Linked DNA regions of Homo sapiens: all the other regions are linked to region 1. A link is a contact called in ENCODE Hi-C or POLR2A ChIA-PET data. All regions are on one chromosome and are shown on one strand. The core of a region is the stretch at or near the end of the contact, and the rest is flanking DNA. Distances in the headings are between cores, read along the strand shown.

The links. Hi-C counts contacts between places; a loop is a spot of excess contacts on that map. ChIA-PET counts read pairs that join two places held with the same protein, here RNA polymerase II (POLR2A). Pooled maps may share reads with other maps.
Region 2: a pooled map shows a loop between it and region 1 (4-fold over the local background). The contact joins two enhancer-like sites. A Hi-C loop is called at or near these places in 2 of 37 single-sample maps with no recorded cell type and 3 of 50 pooled maps. POLR2A ChIA-PET finds 5 or more read pairs at or near these places in 1 of 52 experiments (OCI-LY7).
Region 3: a map with no recorded cell type shows a loop between it and region 1 (9-fold over the local background). The contact joins two enhancer-like sites. A Hi-C loop is called at or near these places in 3 of 37 single-sample maps with no recorded cell type and 2 of 50 pooled maps.
Region 4: a loop to region 1 is called in a pooled map, with 5 times the contacts of the local background. The contact joins two enhancer-like sites. A Hi-C loop is called at or near these places in 2 of 37 single-sample maps with no recorded cell type and 2 of 50 pooled maps.

The regions. Positions count from the first base shown.
Region 1 is chr10:3,866,258-3,871,161 of GRCh38, forward strand. No RefSeq gene overlaps it. Among named protein-coding and RNA genes, the nearest start is that of LINC02639, 35 kb to the left of the region's middle. RefSeq lists an enhancer at 3,446-3,945. Within about 2 kb of position 3,023, at least 4 of the 41 ENCODE cell types and tissues checked have a DNase peak (open chromatin) inside an H3K27ac peak, as active enhancers do; they include OCI-LY7, where a contact is called at or near this core.
Region 2 is chr10:5,838,450-5,843,353 of GRCh38, forward strand. No RefSeq gene overlaps it. Among named protein-coding and RNA genes, the nearest start is that of TRV-TAC3-1, 13 kb to the right of the region's middle. RefSeq lists enhancers at 1,575-1,874, 2,085-2,264, 2,545-2,594. Within about 2 kb of position 1,967, at least 9 of the 41 ENCODE cell types and tissues checked have a DNase peak (open chromatin) inside an H3K27ac peak, as active enhancers do; they include OCI-LY7, where a contact is called at or near this core.
Region 3 is chr10:5,580,704-5,585,607 of GRCh38, forward strand. No RefSeq gene overlaps it. Among named protein-coding and RNA genes, the nearest start is that of LASTR, 13 kb to the right of the region's middle. RefSeq lists enhancers at 2,701-3,229, 3,836-4,904. Within about 2 kb of position 3,053, at least 7 of the 41 ENCODE cell types and tissues checked have a DNase peak (open chromatin) inside an H3K27ac peak, as active enhancers do.
Region 4 is chr10:5,448,144-5,453,047 of GRCh38, forward strand. NET1 (neuroepithelial cell transforming 1) reads left to right here. Exons shown (of 12, transcript NM_001047160.3): 4 at 3,687-3,794; 5 at 4,215-4,382; 6 at 4,715-4,777. Among named protein-coding and RNA genes, the nearest start is that of NET1, 38 kb to the left of the region's middle. Within about 2 kb of position 1,873, at least 11 of the 41 ENCODE cell types and tissues checked have a DNase peak (open chromatin) inside an H3K27ac peak, as active enhancers do.

The sequences.
Region 1 (4,904 bases), core at 1,773-4,272:
GATCTTTAAGTTAATAAACCTGATATACTACAAGCCGTATGAGACATCCTGCTTAGCAGACTCTGGCAAACTGTTACTGGTTTAACATTGTTTTCTCCCAGGACATTCACCTTTTTGGTAATTTACACTTAAGCTATTCCCACTTGTCTGCAGTTCAGCAGAAACATACGTCTTGGCACAAATGAAAGAGTGACACCATCTCTCACAAGGACCACACTGTTGCTCATCATGTTTCCCAGAAATATGTGACATATGTTGGAGACCAAATAGAAGCAGTTCCTCAACACTTGTTTCAGGTTGTCAGAGAACTCGACCAGCAGCAAAGACAGCAAGTATTCCAGACCACCATGCAAATAATGTTCTGAAAAGAAGTCGTATTAGTCTGGTTCAAGAACAGTTTTAGCTGGTTATAGCTAACTGCCACTTCACACTTGGTGATCACTGCATAGACATATCTGAAAGGTGGAAGCACTGCTGTAGTAGCCCTTAAATACAGTTATTTTATGGGTTTTGTTGTTTTTGTTTTTGAGACAGGGTCTCACTTTGTCTCCCAGGCTGGATTGCAGCTGTGTGATCTGGGCTCACTGCAGCCTCCACCTCCCCAGCTCAAGTGATCCTCCTGCCTTAGTCCCAAGCAGCTGGGATTACAGGCTCGTGCCGCCACACCTGGCTAATTTTTGTGTTTTTTACAGAGATATGGTTTTGCCATGTTGCCCAGGCTAGTTTTGAACTCCTGAGCTCAAGTGATCCACCCGCCTCAGCCTCCTAAAGTCCTAGGATTGCAGGCATGAGCTATCACGCCAGGCCGTTTTATGTTTTATTTTTGTAAAATATTCTTGTTGTAAATTGGTGACATAATTAGTCTTAGTCCATCTAAATGCTAAGTGTCAGTTTCAACTCTAATCTAAATGATGGTCTGCAGCAGAGGTTTCCAAATATTTTGAGGATACACACCTCATCAGTAAAAAGGTTTTGATCATGAACATATAAAGACATTAACATTTGCTGATGTGTAAGACCAGCCCCTTCCTGCTGGGTGGCTTCCATGAGCAATTAGACAGTGATAGGAACAAACAATATAGAGACAGGTAAGTCTTCTGTTATATTTTGAGCATTATAAAGGATACACAGAAACATACACGTAATAAATGAATCAGATAAAAATAAATGTGCATAGAAGCTCTAATGTTCTTTTACTTGTATTGCAATATATCATTCTGTACAGAACCTTGGGTGTGTGCACCTCACCTGTGGGACCCCTGAGCCCATCTGTGAGACCTGAGGTGCTGTCACAAGTGCTCAGGGAAGGAGTGAAGTTGTTTTTCCACTGTGATGACTCTGGCTACATGAGAACGTTTTCTTTATGACTGAAGTAGAGTCACATTGGATAGCAGTAACTTTGATATCTTCATCAGAATGAGTCATTTTAATGTGTATTGCCTTGTAATCATAAAAGTTGAAGTATTACTTTTTTTTTTTAACTAGAGCACAGTTACAAGTAGATGTTTGCCATCATCATAACAAGAGGAAGTCATGGATTTTATTTTAAGGCACATAAACTGAGATCATGGGCACATGATCAAGTATCAATCTTCTATGTTGGGAGAAGACAGGGCCTAAGGTTTATGCATTACATAACATGTGCCAGGCACAATTCTAGATGGTTTGGATATGTTAAAAGAAATCATGGCTCTAAATTCCGGTACACAATGTTTAGTAGATAATAAATGCTATTATGTTTCTGATTTCATCATCAAAATTATCCAGACAGCTAGGTATGACTACACTAGTCATCCAAAATCACCTGAAAATCAGAGAGCTTCAGTGACTTTGGGTGTGGTCACTTCTTAGTAAGAGGCAGAATAGACACTTCTGATTCCATCGCTCATGTTCAGGGTTTTAATTTTTTTTCTTTTTTTGCTCCTTTCACTGTATAATTGCTCATGTGAGATGTTCCAGAGTGAATAGGCTGCCCTTTGGATATTGTCACATATAAAGACAATAAGAGTAAATAGTTGCTTATTTGAAGACATCCATAGAATGGCTCATGTGTCTTGTTTTTTGCTTTTGTTTGTTTATTTGTTTGTAGACACAGAGTCTCACTGTCACCCAGGCTGGAATGCAGTGGTGCGATCATGATTCACTGCAGTCTTGAACACCTGGGCCCAAGCTATCATCTCGCCTCAGCCACTTGAGTAGCTGGGACTACAGGTGCACACACGCCACTGAGCCTAGCTAATTTTCAACTTTTTTTTTTTTTTTTTCAGACAGAGTCTAAATCTGTCGTCCAGGCTGGAGTGCAAAGGCACACTCAGCTCAGTGCAACATCCGCCTACTCGTTTCAAATGATTATCTTTCCTCAGCCTCCTGAGTAGCTGGGATTACAGGCACCCACCATCACACCTGGCTAATTTTTGTATTTTTAGTAGAGATGGGGTTTCACCGTGTTGGCCAGGCTGCTCTTGAACTCCTGACCTCAAATGATTCGGCCCACCTTGGCCTCCAAAAGTGCTGGGATTACAGGTGTGAGACACCACGCCTGGTCAATTTTAAACTTTTTTGTAGAGACAGGGTCTTGCTCTGTTGCCCAGGCTGGTCTCAAACTTCTGGCTTCAAGGGATCCCTCCACCTTAGCCTCCCATTCTGCCACATTCTATTTCTGTAGAAGCAAGTTACAAAGTCCAGCTGACACGCAGAGGAGCAGAATTGAACCTCACCTTTTCAAAGAAGGATTGTCAAAGGATTTGTAGATATATTTTCAAGACACCACACAATGCATTTGATGAGATTCTGATTATAGACCCTTTGGCATATTTTATGTGGACTGTAAGGAACTGGGAAGGATCTAATATTTTACCCTATTTGTAAGGTTTCAAGTTAGCCTGTCCTAGTTTTGTGAATGCTGACAGAAGATATGAGTACTCTGGGTCAAAGACCAAAAGGACTTTATGACTCAAGCAATAGCAGTAGGCAGAGTATCAGCAATTTTGGTTCTCCTACTCCCCACCCCCAGAGGGTGACTGAAGGAGGGTCAGGTGACATTTGCACATGCAGTGGATTGCATTTCAGGAGGTGAACCTAAACTTGGAGGATGGGAAGCTGCCTTTCACAAGAAGCAGTAGGCATACCTGCCCTTTGCTTTGAAGGACACACAGTCTCTGTCTTCCAAAGCTGTTCACTATTTAACTATCTTTCACAAGATACTCCAGGACAAAGACTCTCACGGCCTCTACTCAGAAGATGTGCAGACATGTGAGGGTCATGGAGAATTCTCTTCCGAGTTTATGATAAAGGTGGTTGCATTAGTCAGGGTTCCCAGAGAAACAAACCAATAGGAGATAGATAGGTGGATATTTTAAGGAATTTGCTCATGGGACAGTGGAGGCTTGGTGAGTCCAAAATCTGATGGGGGTGGTAAGCAGTCTGGAGACTCAGGAAAAAGCTGCAGTTTGAGTCTGAAGACAGTTTCGTGCAGAGCCAGAAAGGGCTGATGTTGCAGATGAAGTCTGAAGGCTGTTTGCTGCTGAATTCTCTCTCGCTTGCAGGGAGGTCAGCTTTTTGTGCTCTTCAGGCCTTCGGCAGATCGGATGGGGCTCACCCATATCAGGGAAATCTCACCCAAAAATATCCTCACAGAAATATCCAGAATAAAGATTGACCACATATCTGGGCACCATGGCCCAACCAAGCTGACACATAAAATTAACCGTCACACTAGTGGTATGATTGCTTTATTTAGTTGCAAGAGTTGAAAATAAAAAAAAAAATTAAAAAGGCATTTGGCTGAGGGGCACGGAAGGGCAGCCTATATTTATTGTGAAGTAATGTGTTCAACTGTGAGGGTTCATGTCTGAAGATAGTTCTAAATAAAAAAAGATGATTTTTCTTAATTCCCATTGCCCCATTTCAGATTCCCATTTGATAATTTAAACAAATGCATACTAGCAGCCAGATGCGGTGGCTCGTGCCTGTAATCCCAGCACTTTGGGAAGCTGAGGCAGGTGGATCATCTGAGATCAGGAGTTTGAAAGCAGCCTGGCCAACACGGTAAAACCCCATCTCTAGTAAAAATACAAAAATTAGCCAGGCATAATGGCAGGCACCTGTGATCCCAGCTACTTGGAAGGCTGAGACAGGAGAATCACTTGAACCTGGGAGACGGAGTTTGCGGTGAGCTGAGATTGCACCACTGCACTCCGGCCTGGGTGACAGAGTGAGACTCCATCTCAAAAAAAAAAGAAAACAAAAATGCATACTGGCATGGTCCACCCTAGTCAAACAGATTCAAAGAACTACAGACTTGGAGGAGACCCCAGAGATAATATAATTCATCAACATCATGCTACAACTTTCTGAATATCATGCAAATAGTTACCTGTAGAGCTGGGACTTAAAACCCAGGGCTCATACTCTACTCTGTCCAAGAGCATTAGAACTGTGGCTCACGGAACCCTGGGTTCAACAGAGGTTCCTTGGGAGCCTCCAGGAGGATGGGCATGGGCAGGGCCCCAAATTGGTATTCACTAGAGGGGCTTCATTTCAGTGTGAATTTTATATTGGAATACTGTGTAAGGTCCCATTTGAAAAGGGCTTATTTTGCCAAAGCAAGCTTGCAAATGACTCTCGTTTGCGATGGATATTTTTGTTGCTAGTGTTGGAAGTTAATACGTTCAAATTACATTTGAGAACCGAAGTTCAAAAAATAACCTTCCTTTAGAATTTTTTTGAATTTTAATAATTTGATCCAATTTGAGTTTATAAACTCAAGGAAAATATTAACTCATCAATTTAGTAGTGTGTAAATTATTCTATTCCATATTTATTTTATTCTTAAAAATCATGACCATAAATTTAATAGGATAATTCAAACTTTTTTTTAGTAAAAAGCAGTATATATTCATGAA
Region 2 (4,904 bases), core at 717-3,216, 2.0 Mb after region 1:
CGCTGCACTCCAGCTTGGGGGACAGAGCAAGACCCTGTCTCAAAACAAACAAACAAACAAACAAAATCATCCTATGATCCAGCATCCCACTCCTAAAGAATTAAAAGCAGGGACTCAAACAGATACTGTGCACCAATGTTCATAGCAACACTGTCAACAGAAACCAAAAGGAAAACAAGCCAAATGTGCATCCGCAGATGAGCGAAGAAACAAAGTGTGTCCATCCATACAATGAAATAGGATTCAGTTATAAAAGGGAATCGAGGCTGGGCGCGGTGGCTCACACCTGTAATCCCAGCACTTTGGGAGGCCGAGGTGGCCGGATCACGGGGTCAGAGATCAAGGCCATCCTGGCTAACAGAGTGAAACCCCGTCTCTATTAAAAATACAAAAAATTAGCCGGGCATGGTGGCGGGCGCCTGTAGTCCCAGCTACTCGGGAGGCTGAGGCAGAAGAATGGCGTGAACCCGGGAGGCGGAGCTTGCAGTGAGCCAAGATCGCGCCACTGCACTCTAGCCTGGGTGACAGAGCGAGACTCTGATAAAAAAAGAAAAAAAGGGAATCGAGCATTAAAGTATGCTACATCATGGATGAACCTTTGCAATATTAAAATAACAGAAGCCAGACACAAAAGGTCACATATTGTGTGATTCCATTGATATGAAATGTACGGGATAATTAAATCCATAGAGACAGAAAGCAACTTGGTGGATGTCACAGGGACCTTTGTTTGAATCCCAACTTTGCCATTTATTGGTGGTCTAACCTTGAGCAGGGCATTTAACCTCTCAAGATTCCAGTTTGTTCATCTGGAGAATGGGGATGACCGTCAAGCCCACCTCAGCAGGGCATCGTATGGGAACTCTGAGCTTGGACCCGCTCAGCAGTGTTTTTTTTTTTCTTTTTGAGACGGAGTCTCGCTTTGTCACCCAAGCTGGAGTGCAGTGGCACAATCTCGGCTCACTGCAACCTCTGCCTCCTGGGTTCAAGTGATTCTCCTGCCTCAGCCTCCTGAGTAGCTGGGATTAAAGGCGTGCACCACCACGCCTGGCTAATTTTTGTATTTTTAGTACCGACTGAGTTTCACCATGTTGGCCAGGCTGGTCTTGAACCCCTGACCCTCCTCGGCCTCCTAAAGTGTTGGGATTACAGGCGTGAGCCACGGCGCCCGGCCCCTGCTTAGCACTTCTGTCATAGGCTCCTGTAACACGTGCCATTTCCAGTTGTTTTGTATCTGGATGTCACGTTAGACTGGACCCCATGTTGGCAGGGACTGCAACCGCTGTGTTGACCACTGTGCTTCTGCCCTGAGCACAGTCCCTGGCACGTTGCCGTCACAGTCTGGGAGGGGAGAATGAAGAGTGACTGCACATGGGTGCGGGGTTGTATTTGGGGTGAGGAGAACACTTTGGAGCTAGATAGCGGTGGTGCCTGCAGAACAGTGAATGTTTTAAATGCCACTGAATTATTCCTTTTATTTATTTATTTATTTTAGTTTTTTTTTGAGACAGGGCCTCTCTCTGTCACCCAGGCTGGGAGTGCAGTGGGACAATCATAGCTCATTGCAGCCTCAACCCCCACCAGGCTTAAGCCATCCTCCCACCTCAGCCTCCGGAGTAGCTGGGAACACAGGTGCACACTACCATGCCCGGCTAATTTTGTTTTTCTTTTTTCGGGGACAGGGTCTCACTATGTTGTCCAGGCTGGTCTCGAACTCCTGGGCTCAAACGATCCTCCCACCTCGGTCTCCCAAAGTGCTGGGATTACAGGTGTGAGCCACTGCACCCGGCCCGAATTTTTCACTTTAAATGGTTCATTTTACGTTACTTGAATTTCACCTCGATAAAAAAACAACAAGGCATCTGAAGTTGTCCACAGGCTTCACACAGCACGTGGAAAGGCGGGCCGGGGTGACTCACCCCTCTGGGGGTCAGGAACGCCGTTCTGGATAACTCGCATCCCCCTGGGGATGTGAGTCTGAGCTGCCCCGGCGAGCGCAGCTGTGTGCAGGGCCCGCAGTTCCTGTTTCCGTCGAGCCTACAGCCCAGAGAAGCGTGTGCTTCTCCCCACGGAGGTGGGTCTCCGTTTCAGGGTCAGACCTGAAAGCATCGGTTGCGTTTGCTGGAGTTGTTGTCAGCATGTTTGCCGCTTTGATTTAGAGGCCGGGATAAAGGGCGATTATCAAAGGACTGCATGTTCCCGGCATGGCCACGATGGGCCCCGGCAGTGTCCCTGGAGGCAGCAAGCTCACTGGACAGGAACAGAGGTGCCATTGTGTGTGGCTAAAGCAGCTAGAAAGTCAGTGCTTCTCTGCTGCACTGTGAGGCGGGAAGAAGATGTATTTCCACCTCGCGGGGCACCTCGTGTCCTGTCTGGGGGGTCTGTGGGCACCAGTGTCCACCCAGGTCCTGCTGCAGAAAGTGGGGAGGCCAGTGGCTCTGGGGCCCTCATTTGGATTTTTTGAGAATTCGTGCCTCCACGCTTTGTCCAAAGCTCTCCTGAAAACCCCTTCGAAAGTCAGGCACAGCCTAGTGAAGGTGCTGTTCCCACGGTTCATGTCATGTGGCCCTGGAAGGTCTCACTCGCTGCAGGTGACCGGGGGGCAGGAGGACATACAGAAAGGCTTCAGCCCACGACTGCCCTGGTGACGCGGGTCATGTCCTCACCCTCACGCCCCCTCATTGCCCCTTTATTTCTGGCATTTCCTTCCTCGGTGGGAGGCCCCCTCTCTGGTGCTGCAAATAAACACCAGACCCCGCCCATCAATCACACCTCTTCAGTGACACAATGACACCCTTTCTGTGCATCAGTGCCCTGTGCTGTCAGAGTCTCGTGACACAGATTCAAACTATTTGGGGATTCTATTTTGGCCAAGCACTGGCCAGTTATTTAACAGGTATGGATTATTTTAACCTTTGTAATTACTGCATAAAGCAGGTGTTACTAAATCCATTGTACGAATAAGGGTACTGACTCAGGTTGGGATTGGCCAAGGCAAGAAGCTGATTAGTGGTGGGGCAGGATTCAAATGTCTGAGTTACTGTTTTTTATACTGTAAGTTCAAAAAACAACAATAACAAAACAAAAACCAAAACAAACAAATAAAAATAAATAAGTAAACTGTAAGTTTAATAAGCTGGCCCTATAAGTAAACCAGTTACTGGAGGCATTCTCCCTCCAGAGCGAAAACAAGAGATTTCTGTGGCAGCTGTCGTATATTTGTAGAGATGGGAGTGATTTGGATAGATTGTTTAACGGTAGGCGCGGGGTCTTCACACAGCCCCTAAATCACCAAATGTGACTGCCTGGTCTACATGCACCAGAAGCTGCTATTTGACAGCTTTACTTAGCGAATGGCTTAATCACGGCATTTCCCCCTCGAATTGATGTAAAGGTGACTCCAAGAGCACAAATTCATTGAAAGTGTTTCTGCCACCATCCCCTTCATGTATACATCAAAGAAAATCAAGAGTAGGATGCCCCTGAGGCCATGGCGTGAGCTGGAATGCTCTTCTCCAACTCATGGTGTTGTCTTCTATATTAGTCTGTTCTCTCATTGCTATGAAGAAATACCTGAGACTGCATAATTTATAGAAAACAAGGTTCAATTGGCTCACGGTTCTGCAGGCTGTACAGGTCGCATAGCACCGGCAACAGCTTCTGGGGAGGCTTCCGGGGGCTTCCAATCATGGCGGAAGGCGAAGGGGAGCAGGCGACTGACATGGCGGGAGAGGGAGCGGCGGCGGGGGGCGCATTTTTAAACAACCAGATCTCATGACAACTCACTACTGTGAGGGATCCAACCCCACGACCCAAACACTTCCCACCACGGCCCACCTCCAACATTGGGGATTACAATTCAACATGAGATTTGGTGGGGACACAGACCCAAATTATTTCATCTTTTGTGAAGCCCAACCAGATCCCCCATCCCTGACACGAATTGCTCCTTCTCTGGTATTTCTCTCCTCCATTAGACTGTGAGATCCTTGAGCTCCGGCACTATATTTTAGCTATCCTTTTCAGTGCTCTTTCAGCGAGAAAAACATTAAAGAATGAAGAAAGGGAGGAAAGAGGAAAAGCTTCCAGAGGCTTACAATTCATTATTAACAAGATAATGTGGTGCTGGGCGCGGTGGCTCACGCCTGTAATCCCAGCACTTTGGGAGGCCAAGGCGGGCGGATCACGAGGTCAGGAGTTCAAGACCAGCCTGACCAACATGGCGAAACCCCTGTCTCTACTAAAAATACAAAAATTAGCCCAACATTCCTGGCTAACATGGTGAAACCCCGTCTCTACTAAAAATCCAAAAAAAAATTAGCCGGGCGTGGTGGCGAGCGCCTGTAGTCCCAGCTACTCGGGAGGCTGAGGCAGGAGAATGGCGCGAACCCAGGAGGCAGAGCTTGCAGAGAGCCGAGATTGCGCCACTGCACTCCAGCCTGGGCGACAGAGCTAGACTCTGTCTCAAATAAATAAATAAATAAATAAATAAATAAATAAATAAATAACATGGCCGGGCGCAGTGGCCCACACCTGTAATCCCAGCACTTTGGGAGGTTGAGGCAGGCAGATCACTTCAGGTCAGGAGTTCGAGACCAGCTTGGCCAATATAGGGAAACCCCATCCCTACTAAAAATACAAAAATTAGCCTGGCATGTTGGCGAGCACTTGTAGTCCCAGCCTACTTGGGAGGCTGAGGAAGGAGAATCCCTTGACTCCAGGAGGTGGAAGCTGCAGTGAGCCAAGATAGTACCACCGCCCTCTAGCCTGGGTCACAGAGGAAGACTCTGTCTCAAAAACAAACAAAAAAACAAAAAACACAATTAAAAAATAGGCAAAGAATGTGAATAGACATTTCTCCAAGCAAGATATAGAAATGGCCAATGAACTCATGCAGGGATTAC
Region 3 (4,904 bases), core at 1,803-4,302, 1.7 Mb after region 1:
TATGGGTTTTGCTTTCATATTTGAGTTTATGACCAATCTTGACTTAATTTTGTGTATGGCGAGGGAATAGTCAAAGTTAATGTTTTTCCCATGGATATTCAGCTGTTCCAGAACCATTTTTTGGGGAGGGGATGTTTTGTTTGTTTGTTTGTTTGTTGTTTTTTGAGATGGAGTCTCTCTCTTGTTGCCCAGGCTGGAGTGCAATGGCGCAGTCTCAGCTCACTGCAACCTATGCCTCCCGGGTTCAAGTGATTCTCCTGCCTCAGCCTCCCAAGTAGCTGGGATTACAGGTGCCCCCATCCCCCGGCCTGGCTTATTTTTGTATTTTTAGTAGAGATGGGGTTTCACCATGTTGGCCAGGCTGGTCTCGAACTCCTGACCTCAGGTGATCCGCCTGCCTTGGCCTCCCAAAGTGCTGGGATTACAGGCATGATGAGCCACCACGCCTGACCACCACCACCATTTGTTGAAAAGGCCATCCTTTCCCTGTTGAATTGCTTTGATAATTTTGTCAACAGTCAATTGTTCATGTCAGTGTGGGTCTACTTCTGAGCTCCACTCATCTATTTGTCTATTCTTAGGTCAATACCACACTATTTAAATAGCTAGCTTTACAGTAAAACTTGATGTTAGGTAGTGTAAGCTCTCCAACTTTTTCTTCTTTTCCTAAATTGTTTTGCCTATTCTAAGTCTCTACATTTCCAAATTTTAAAATTCATTTGTCAATTTATATTTGTTTTAAATGAAAGCCTATTGGGATTGTGTTGAAGCCATACTTCAGCTTAGGGGGAACTGACATATTAATACTGAGTTGTCCAATCCATGAACATAGTATATCTTTCCATGTATTTACATCTTCTTTAATTTCTCTCAGCATCATCTTGTGTTTTCAGTATTGATATTGAATATTTCCCATCTTTTATTAATCTGTTGCTAATTATCTTATGTTTTTTGACACTATTGTAAATGGAATTGGTTTTTTAAATATCAGTTCCCAAATGTTTGGTGCTACTATATGAAAATACAATTGATTTTTGTATCTTGACCTTTCTTCAGAAGTGTTTTAATGGGATCTGAAAGAAGAAGTGAGAGAGGTTTAATGAATCAGCCTGTACCTGAACAGGAAGAGAGAAAATGAACAGAAAGGGAACTGACATGCATCGAGTTCTCTATCTGCAAAGCACTCTGCTGGAAATTTTTCATACTTAATTTTCACAGCAACCCTGTGAAGTTGGTTGTTATCCATGTTTTACAGATAAGGAAAGGAAGTGCTCCAGGACCCCACAGGTAGCAAGTGGCAGCCAGGATTCAACCAGAGCTTTTGAGCCCTAAACCCTGCATTCCTCTCGGTATACAGCGCTGCCACGATGCCGCAGAGCAATAGCATGTCAAGTGCTCGCAGGATGGATGCATAAAGAGGTGGCAGCTTACATCAAAGCCAGGTGACCTCCCGTCCAGCTCCTGCAGCCAGGAGGTGTGAGATCCCTGGTGGGCACATAGAGCTAAAGTTCTCCCACCTGTTCTTTCTAGGGCTTAAGCTGCCATGAGCCAATAGGCATGGATGGATGTGATATCCACAGCATGGTGAGCCATGGGCAACAGGGGCATGACCTAGTCCTGACCACACTGGGCCAGCACCAGGCCGGCCATGCCTCCCCAGAGCCTCCCTGGTCTGGGAAGTTTGTGGGCAGGATAGCAGAGCTGTGAGGATCAGTTCCACCTTGCAGATGAAAGAGTACCCTGAGGCCCAGACAGAACCCAAGTGCTGAGCCCGAGAAGCGAAAATCAGCACTTGGGCTTTGTTCCCCAAACCTCTCCTAACATGAGCATCACCGGGGGCAATTTTTCTAAAGCAGATTCCCAGATAACTTCCCCAGAGTTTCTGATTCAGTAGGTCTGAGATGCGGCTCAGGAATCTGTGCTCTAAGCTGCCGAGTGATTCTTCCAATCAGGATATTCTGAGAAACATGAAGTTACTGCTTCCTTAAGGGATTAGGGAAAAACCTGCAGATTGGATGGGAATGAAACAGACCTCCTACCAGAAGTGAGGTAAAGGTCGAAGCCTGTGCTCAGGCAAGCGAGCTGCGTGAGTACCTAAAATGTGTAGGGGATTCCCTCTTCGATGAGTAAAACGGCCAGAGCTCGGCTCTTAGGAAGGTTAACTCCTGAAATGTTGGGTGGGGTCAGGGAGGGACGCCATGGAGAAAAGGGCTTGGCTATGACTCTCAAAGCCTTCAAAGGAAAATGCCCCCCTCTGGCTCCCCAGGATATGGCAGCACAAGACGTCCAGTGGGTAACTGGAAAGAAACCGTCCCAGGGCTCGTCACAAATCACTGCCCAACCAATGAATCACAGGTTATCTAGACAGGCTGAATTCACCACCTTTGCCCATTGGCCGCTTAGGTGCTGAGGCCGCAGGATCTGCCAGCACAGGACCATCAGTTCCCTCCCGTGCCTTATTTACATTTCATTTTATTATTTTTTTAAATTTTATTTTAGAGACATGGGGACTTGTGTCGCGCAGGCTGGAGTGCGGTGGCACAATCACAGCTCACTGCAGCCTCCACCTCCTGAGCTCAAGAGAGCCTCCCACCTCAGCCTCCTGAGTAGCTAGATTACAGGCACGTGTCACCACCCCTGGCTAATTTTCTTTTAATCTTTTGAGGCTGATGTTCTGGTACGTGGGAAAGGAGAGGGAAAGGGGCTGCAGAAGAGAATGAGAGAAAGGGAGGAAGGAATTGAAGACATTCAAGTGTGAGTGGGGAAATGCATAAAAGAGAAAAGGCTACGCAGGGCCAAGTGGACCCCTGAAAACACAGACACAGAGCAGGCACATGCTGGTGGTGCATGGCAGGGCGCTGTGCTGGGGGCTGTCCCGGCCTGGAGAGGGGCAGAGGGATTGCAGTTGACATGTCAACAATCGCTCCTGAATGGCAAGCCCGAGCCCTCCCCTCCACTCCTTCACTCCTGAAGTCCGGTCAAGAGGCTCCAGGCTCTTTTTTGTTACCTTTTTCCGCACCACTGGTTGCCCTGGCAACAGCCGCAGCTGGCCCGTCTCCCAAATCACAAGCTGTAATGAGAATCTCAGGCAGGTTTGTTCTGCTCTGCTGGCTCGCAGACAATAGGTGGAACGCTGGCCCACAGCTGTGGTTTCAGAACCTGTCCCCGAGGATGCCCCGCAAGTAAGGGGAGGGAACAGGGTCTGGGAGGAAAGGTGAGAAAGGGCTCAGCTAAGAGAGAAGGCAGCGGAGGAAACAGGAATGTCCTGGAACTTCCCTACCACCACCTCTGGGACAAACCGGCTGGATGGGAGTGCACAGTGGATGGATCCATAGCTGAATACACAGCAGCACCTAAAGGAAGTGTCTGCCCAGCCCCCAGCCTGCGCCTGCGCCTCCACTGTTCTCACCCAGCGGCTTCAGTGAAAACACGCTGTCCAGATCCACAAATGACCCAAAGCTTCCAGGGAGAGCAAATGTGCTGCAGGCGACAGAGCTGGTATTCATAAAAGAGACCATATTCGATTGGAACAGTGGGCGGAAACTAATAATTTTGAGAAAGATATAGGAAAAGTTGGCTGAACAGAAATTGTCTCGAGAGGCCGGGCGCGGTAGCTCAGGCCTGTAATCCTAGCACTTTGGAAGGCTGAGGCAGGTGGATCACTTGAGGTTAGGAGTTTGAAACCAGCCTGACCGACATGGTAGAACCCCGTCTGTACTAAAAATACAAAAACAAATGGCCAGGCATGGTGGCGGGCACCTGTAATCCCAGCTACTTGGGAGGCTGAGGCAGGAGAATTGTTTGAACCCAGGAGGTGGAGGTTGCAGTGAGCCAAGATCACGCCACTTCACTCCAGCCAGAGCGAGACTCCGTCTCAAAAAAAAAAAAAGAAAAGAAAAAAGAAATTGTCTCGAGAGTCCAAATCACTCGCAAGCTCAGTGCACATCAACAGGGACGCAGCAGCTTAGAACACAGACGCAAGCGGGAGGCACGTGTGCCAGTGTGTCACTGCAGCCCATTCTTTGCCTGGTGGCTGAGCACCCCTCAGGTAAAGTGTATGGGGTCTTAGAAGTCAAGTTGGTGGATGCAGTTTGAATTCAGCTTCCAGTATTTAAAATGTTTGTAATTGTATAAATCAGAGGCTGTGTAATGTTGGGGTCAAAAGCAGGAATGCTGGAGCCAAACTAACTGGGTGTGAATCCCAGTGTTTATAAGCTGTGTATCCTTGAGGAAGTTACTTCACCTCTCTGAGTGTCAGTTGCCTCATCTATACAATGGAGGCAATAGCACTGCCTCCCTCCTAGGGTTTCAGTGAGAATTGAGTCAGTGACTCTAGGTAAAACACTCAGAAGAATGCCGGCACACCGAAAGTGCAAATTCTGGTTGCTAATGGTATTAGTGACTCAGCTGTTGCTTTCAAAAGGTTGATGAGTTGTTTTTGCCTGGAGGGCCCTGGACTCGGAATGCCTGGCCACCCTCAATACTCTCGAACCTAAACTCCTAGTCACCCTTGTATGGTCAGGCTGTGTCTGGCCACTCCCGACAGGAGGTGAGTAAGAGGGACCAATGACCCTCTCCCCAGAGCAGCCCGAGGCCACATGCACCAGCCCATGGTGCTCCTATGGCCCTTGGAGAGCCCCACTAAGGAAGGGCTGTCCCTCTGCTGGCTGGTCCGTGGGGACCCAGTATTCTGAGGACTCACAGCTGCTGAGGAAACACACTTCCACTACCAGCTTCACACCCAGCACGTGCGGGAGCCGTGGAAAGCCACCACCCTTGTCTCCCTTCCTTAGCTAGGAACCCTCTCTTCTTCTTCACTGGGTCTTGGGAAGACTGGAGAGGGCTTTACCCCCTGAGAATGGAACATTGTATAATCATCTACTTGTTCAGAGGAGAGAAATCCT
Region 4 (4,904 bases), core at 623-3,122, 1.6 Mb after region 1:
CTATTATAACCCAAAGGAATAGACCCAGGTGCATACTATTTTTTTTATTCAGTGTCTTGATATGATTGGTTATAGAAGAGACCCTCCTAAAATATGTTCTCTAACTGGCATCATTAGAAGAAAAAGCCTTTCTACAGAATGCTGACTTCTCAACAGGATTTTTCCATGTCGTTGCAGTTAGCTGTAAGGCATAACCTGAAAAATACTTTAACTTATTCTCAACAATTTTCTGTTTATAGATGTCGAGAAATTTTTAAGGCATAAAATCTAACTACAAGTGGATTACTAACATTAATTAATACCCTGATCTGTGGACAGATTGCCTATAATAATGTATGTGACTGCCTGGCTAACCTAGTCTGATTAAAAATTAACCTAAATTGACAACATAAACTTATGTTAGAGAGTGTTGGACTTTTTTTCCCTCCAAGTGAACTTTAGCCCTGGTGAAAGGTTCCCTGCAGCAGAAAATTCATTGAGCATGTAAAGCTTGTTGGCATTTTTTTGTTTATTCCCATGGATTTTTGGATTTTTTTTTTTTTTTTTGAGGAGAGTAAGGTTCCAGTATTCGTATCTGTTCTTTAAGCTTCTTGAATTTGCCATAACGTGTTTCCAGGACTCCAAAGTAAAAAATAAACAATCCTAGCAGTGGAACTATGGGTGCCTTCCATTTGGTGGTGGTGAGATAGAAAGCGCCTGTTCCACTCCCCCTTCATCACCTCCAAATGCTGTGTCTGGCCTATCTAAATATTGTATTAGGAATCTGTTTTGTGACTGCAAATATTTAGGTTCTTAATAGTCAAATCAAGATTATTAAGATAGTTCATGTGGACCTCTAAAGAAAACTACTTTTGGTTTCGGCTCACATGGGCCAATTTCTGACGTGTATTCCGAAAGACACAAATTTTTGTCCCAATCTTTTAGGTGGCCTGTGAATGCCTAAACCATGTCACTTTTCCACAGAAGTTTCATGTATGAGTCTGTTTTCAAATAGTATATGTATCCTGAAATTAGTAGCAGCATTATACCTTTACATTTCATAATCACACTTTTCGTTATTTTAGTCATTAAAATTGTTCATACTTTTAAAATATATATACTAAAAGTTTGTTTTGTATTTGCCAAACATTCTTCATGTATGTCCTTTGAGTGAGGCAGGAAAGTTATCCACCATCATCCCCAAAAGCATGTGAAAAAGTGCAAAGTGCCCTCCTCCTTTCTCTCCCTCTCCCAACCTGTATTTCCTGAGTAAGCATCATACTTCCCAAGACATCCTAGATTTGATAAACTCTGAAAAGCAGCATTTCCTTTGTGGAGAAGTGGGATTATAGTTGGATTTTTAAAGGACTGTGGAACATATTTAACCACCAAATACCACTTGGCATAATATGCTGCCACCCTAAAGAGACCACATCAACAAAACCCGTGTTCGTTTCAGAAGTATGCTTTAGATATATTTACATTCACTTATCTAAATCTAAATTCTGTAGTTTTAAAATATCACATAATTTTGAGTTACCAGGAAGTTAGTAGTTGTACAGTAACTGGTCCTATAAAGATAATAAATTTTTATCATTAATTTGATTTTATGTGATAAAATAGATATCAAAAATTTATTTCCTGCTAACAAAATTTTCCTTTCATATTCACTGGGAAAAGCACCTTTCCAAAGACCTTTTAAGTTGAAATTAAATATTATATTTTCTGGGAAGTCAAATTTGTTATGCATGAAACAAGGAAGAGGAGTTAACCTCTGTTCCCAAAAAGCGGAACAGAACTTTCTGACAACTGCTTTGTTCCAGTGAAATGTCGGCATTTCTTACTCTGTGAGGTAATTCTATCTTCAGTCCAACAGGAGACTCTTTGTGCTGTCTTTACTAAATGGAAAGGAATGCCTGTGCTGGCCCCTGCACACGCGTGTGTCAGTCAGTCAGCACAGATGTACGTGGGGGAGGCATCCACACATGTCCTCAGAAGCACAGCGTGTGCCATCTTATTACATATCGCGAAGGTTTCTTTTGCAGTTAGTTTATATTCAAAGTTTTACTTTGGAGTTGATTATTTGGTATGAGGGGTTGATCTACAACTCTGCCTCTTAAAGCCTTCAGATTTCCAAATTCTTTCATTATCTACCAAGTTTCCTTAATAGTTCACATTCCTTTCTGATACATATGTATACATTTAGGAGCTTTAATGAGTCTAATTGTTTCTTTGGATATTCAAATTATTTACATTTCTTTCCAAATAATGTTAACTTTTCCTATCAGTTTATTCTTAAATAATTAATTAAAAAAAATTTTTTTTTACCCAAACCAAAAATGGTCAATATAGTCTTCAGTTGTTTAAAGGCATTATTTTTACTCATTTTCTACACCCCTTCCTTTTTATATTACTTTAGTCATGTCAAAGAATTTTTAGAAAAAGTTGCTTCTTCTGTTATTTTTAAATGATGTCTTATTTTTCAGTGATAATTTTAATATAATTTTAAATTATATATCCTCCTGGATTCTCATCAAAATTATTTTGTCAAGTATGCCACAATTGTCAGAAGCACAAAATACAAATAGTTATGCTCCATAGACATAAAGAATAGACCTGCTAGTTTTATGATCTGGCATTCTTCATTTCAGTAACTGTGTGAGTCACCTACTGGTATGCCTCCATTTTTCTAGCGATAAAATTAGAATAATGCAATTTTTGTAAAGTTTCAAAATCCTTGAATAAGTGATGTGTTTGCTATATTATTATTTAAAAGCAATAACATGTAGAATCATAACTATTTCTTCTCGATTTGTATATATCTTTCCTTTAAGTTAATAAATTACTGTTTGAGAGAGGATCTAATTTATCTATGAATCCCAGTGTTTATGTAGTAAATGGAAATATTCCTAAAATCTGTTAGTAATAGCTCAAACTGAGTATGTGCCAGGCACTGTTTCAAGCCATATTATTCATTTAATCTTCACAACAACTTCATAAGAGAAGTGCTACTTTTAGCCCCATTTTATAGATGAGAAAACTGATGCCAAGGGTGTGCCCTAGCAAGTGGTAGAGCCGGGATTTGTGCCCAGTCAGATTTCAGAGCCTGGGTGCTCTTTTAACTCCTCCCTGCCTTGGCTTCAATATTTTTCAGCCCATTCCAGTGTCAGACATGTTGATTGAAAGGTTGTATTTTCTAACGGAAGTAGTTAAGAATGAAATGATACAATGTCTGAGATTTGCTTTAAAACATTTAAGTAGGGACAAAAATGAAACAAATTGTTATACCAGACACTGTGGAGGCCCCTCGATAGACACATGGGATCCATTATGCCATTCTCCACTTTCATGTATGTTCGAAAATTTTCATAACAATAAGGCTTTTTTTTAAAAAAAAAAAAAGTTATTCCCTGCATTAAACTGAAAAGTTCATTAGATTTTAGGATGTAATTTCCTTGTTTGAATTTTAATTTTTTCCCCTATTGGAAATATTTGACTGGCCTTTCTTACACACTTATTTTTTGAAAAGTTACTGCTACTCAATAGAGTTCTTATTGTTTTGACAATGAAGAACAACTCTTACTTTCATGTTTCTGTATTTTATAATGTACAAAAATTGTTTTGTGAGAGGGCTTTACTTTGTCCAAGTTTGTATGAAATCATTGCACCTAGACATATATTTAGTGTCATCTGGTTTGTTTTTATAGGAGCCAAGCAATAAAAGAGTTCGACCTCTGGCTCGTGTCACGTCCTTGGCAAATTTAATCTCTCCTGTAAGAAATGGAGCTGTCAGACGTTTTGGTCAAACAATACAGGTAAAAAGAGAGGAGGAAGAGTAATGTAGTCAGCGGACTTTATAGAAGCCTGGAATTTGTAGTTGTCTTTGAGCTGTACAAACAAGTTTGCATTATTATATTTAAACATAGTTTTCTTTTTGGAATATGCTAGTAAGGAATATTGTTCCAGAACAATGTGTAGCCTCATTATATTAATTTGCATCTTATATTAATTTGCATCTTATAATGCATAGTCTTGGCTAGTTTTTATTCCCAAAAATGTAATTTTAGCTGATAAATATTTAAGATTGGTAGGTGGAAACTTGGATAAATTATTGTTTTCTGCATTGAGAAATTCTCAGAACTTTGTCTTTCTTCACTTTAAAAAAAAAGAAAATGGGAATAATTCTATTTCTTCCAAATCTTATTTTCTCTTTTGTTCACCTTTTCTTTTTTAAGTCATTTACCCTTCGTGGTGACCACAGATCCCCAGCCTCTGCCCAGAAGTTTTCTAGCAGGTCAACAGTCCCAACACCCGCCAAGAGAAGGAGCAGTGCACTGTGGTCAGAGATGCTGGACATCACCATGAAGGAGTCTCTCACCACCAGGGAGATCAGACGGCAGGAGGTATGCTGGCACTCAGTGTACATGTTTTCCCAAAAGAACAGCAAATTGATGCCGATGGCAAAATTAACTTGGATTTTTGTGTTTGAGCAACAATTCCTAATACATGGTGAACAAAACCTAATGATGGATGGTGGTCAAATTAAACAACTCTAATAGGGTAAACTTACCAAACATACGGCAACCTTGTATTTGAGATTCCATTCTGAATTACAATTTTCAGACTGAGTTACTTTTTAAAATGCCGTTCAAAACATCAAATAATGTAATTATCAGTTGTATATAATTTTCCTTTCTCGAAGGAATGACCTCTGATGTTTGCTGGATGTTTTTAGGCAATATATGAAATGTCCCGAGGTGAACAGGATTTAATTGAGGATCTCAAACTTGCAAGAAAGGTCAGTAAATAACTTTTTATCAGATGCCCTAGTTTTTAAAAATTACATTTCACAAAATCTAAAGGATAGTTTTCTTAACCTTTAGAAGTAGAAGAATAGAAAATATCTACTGGTGAATACATTTTTT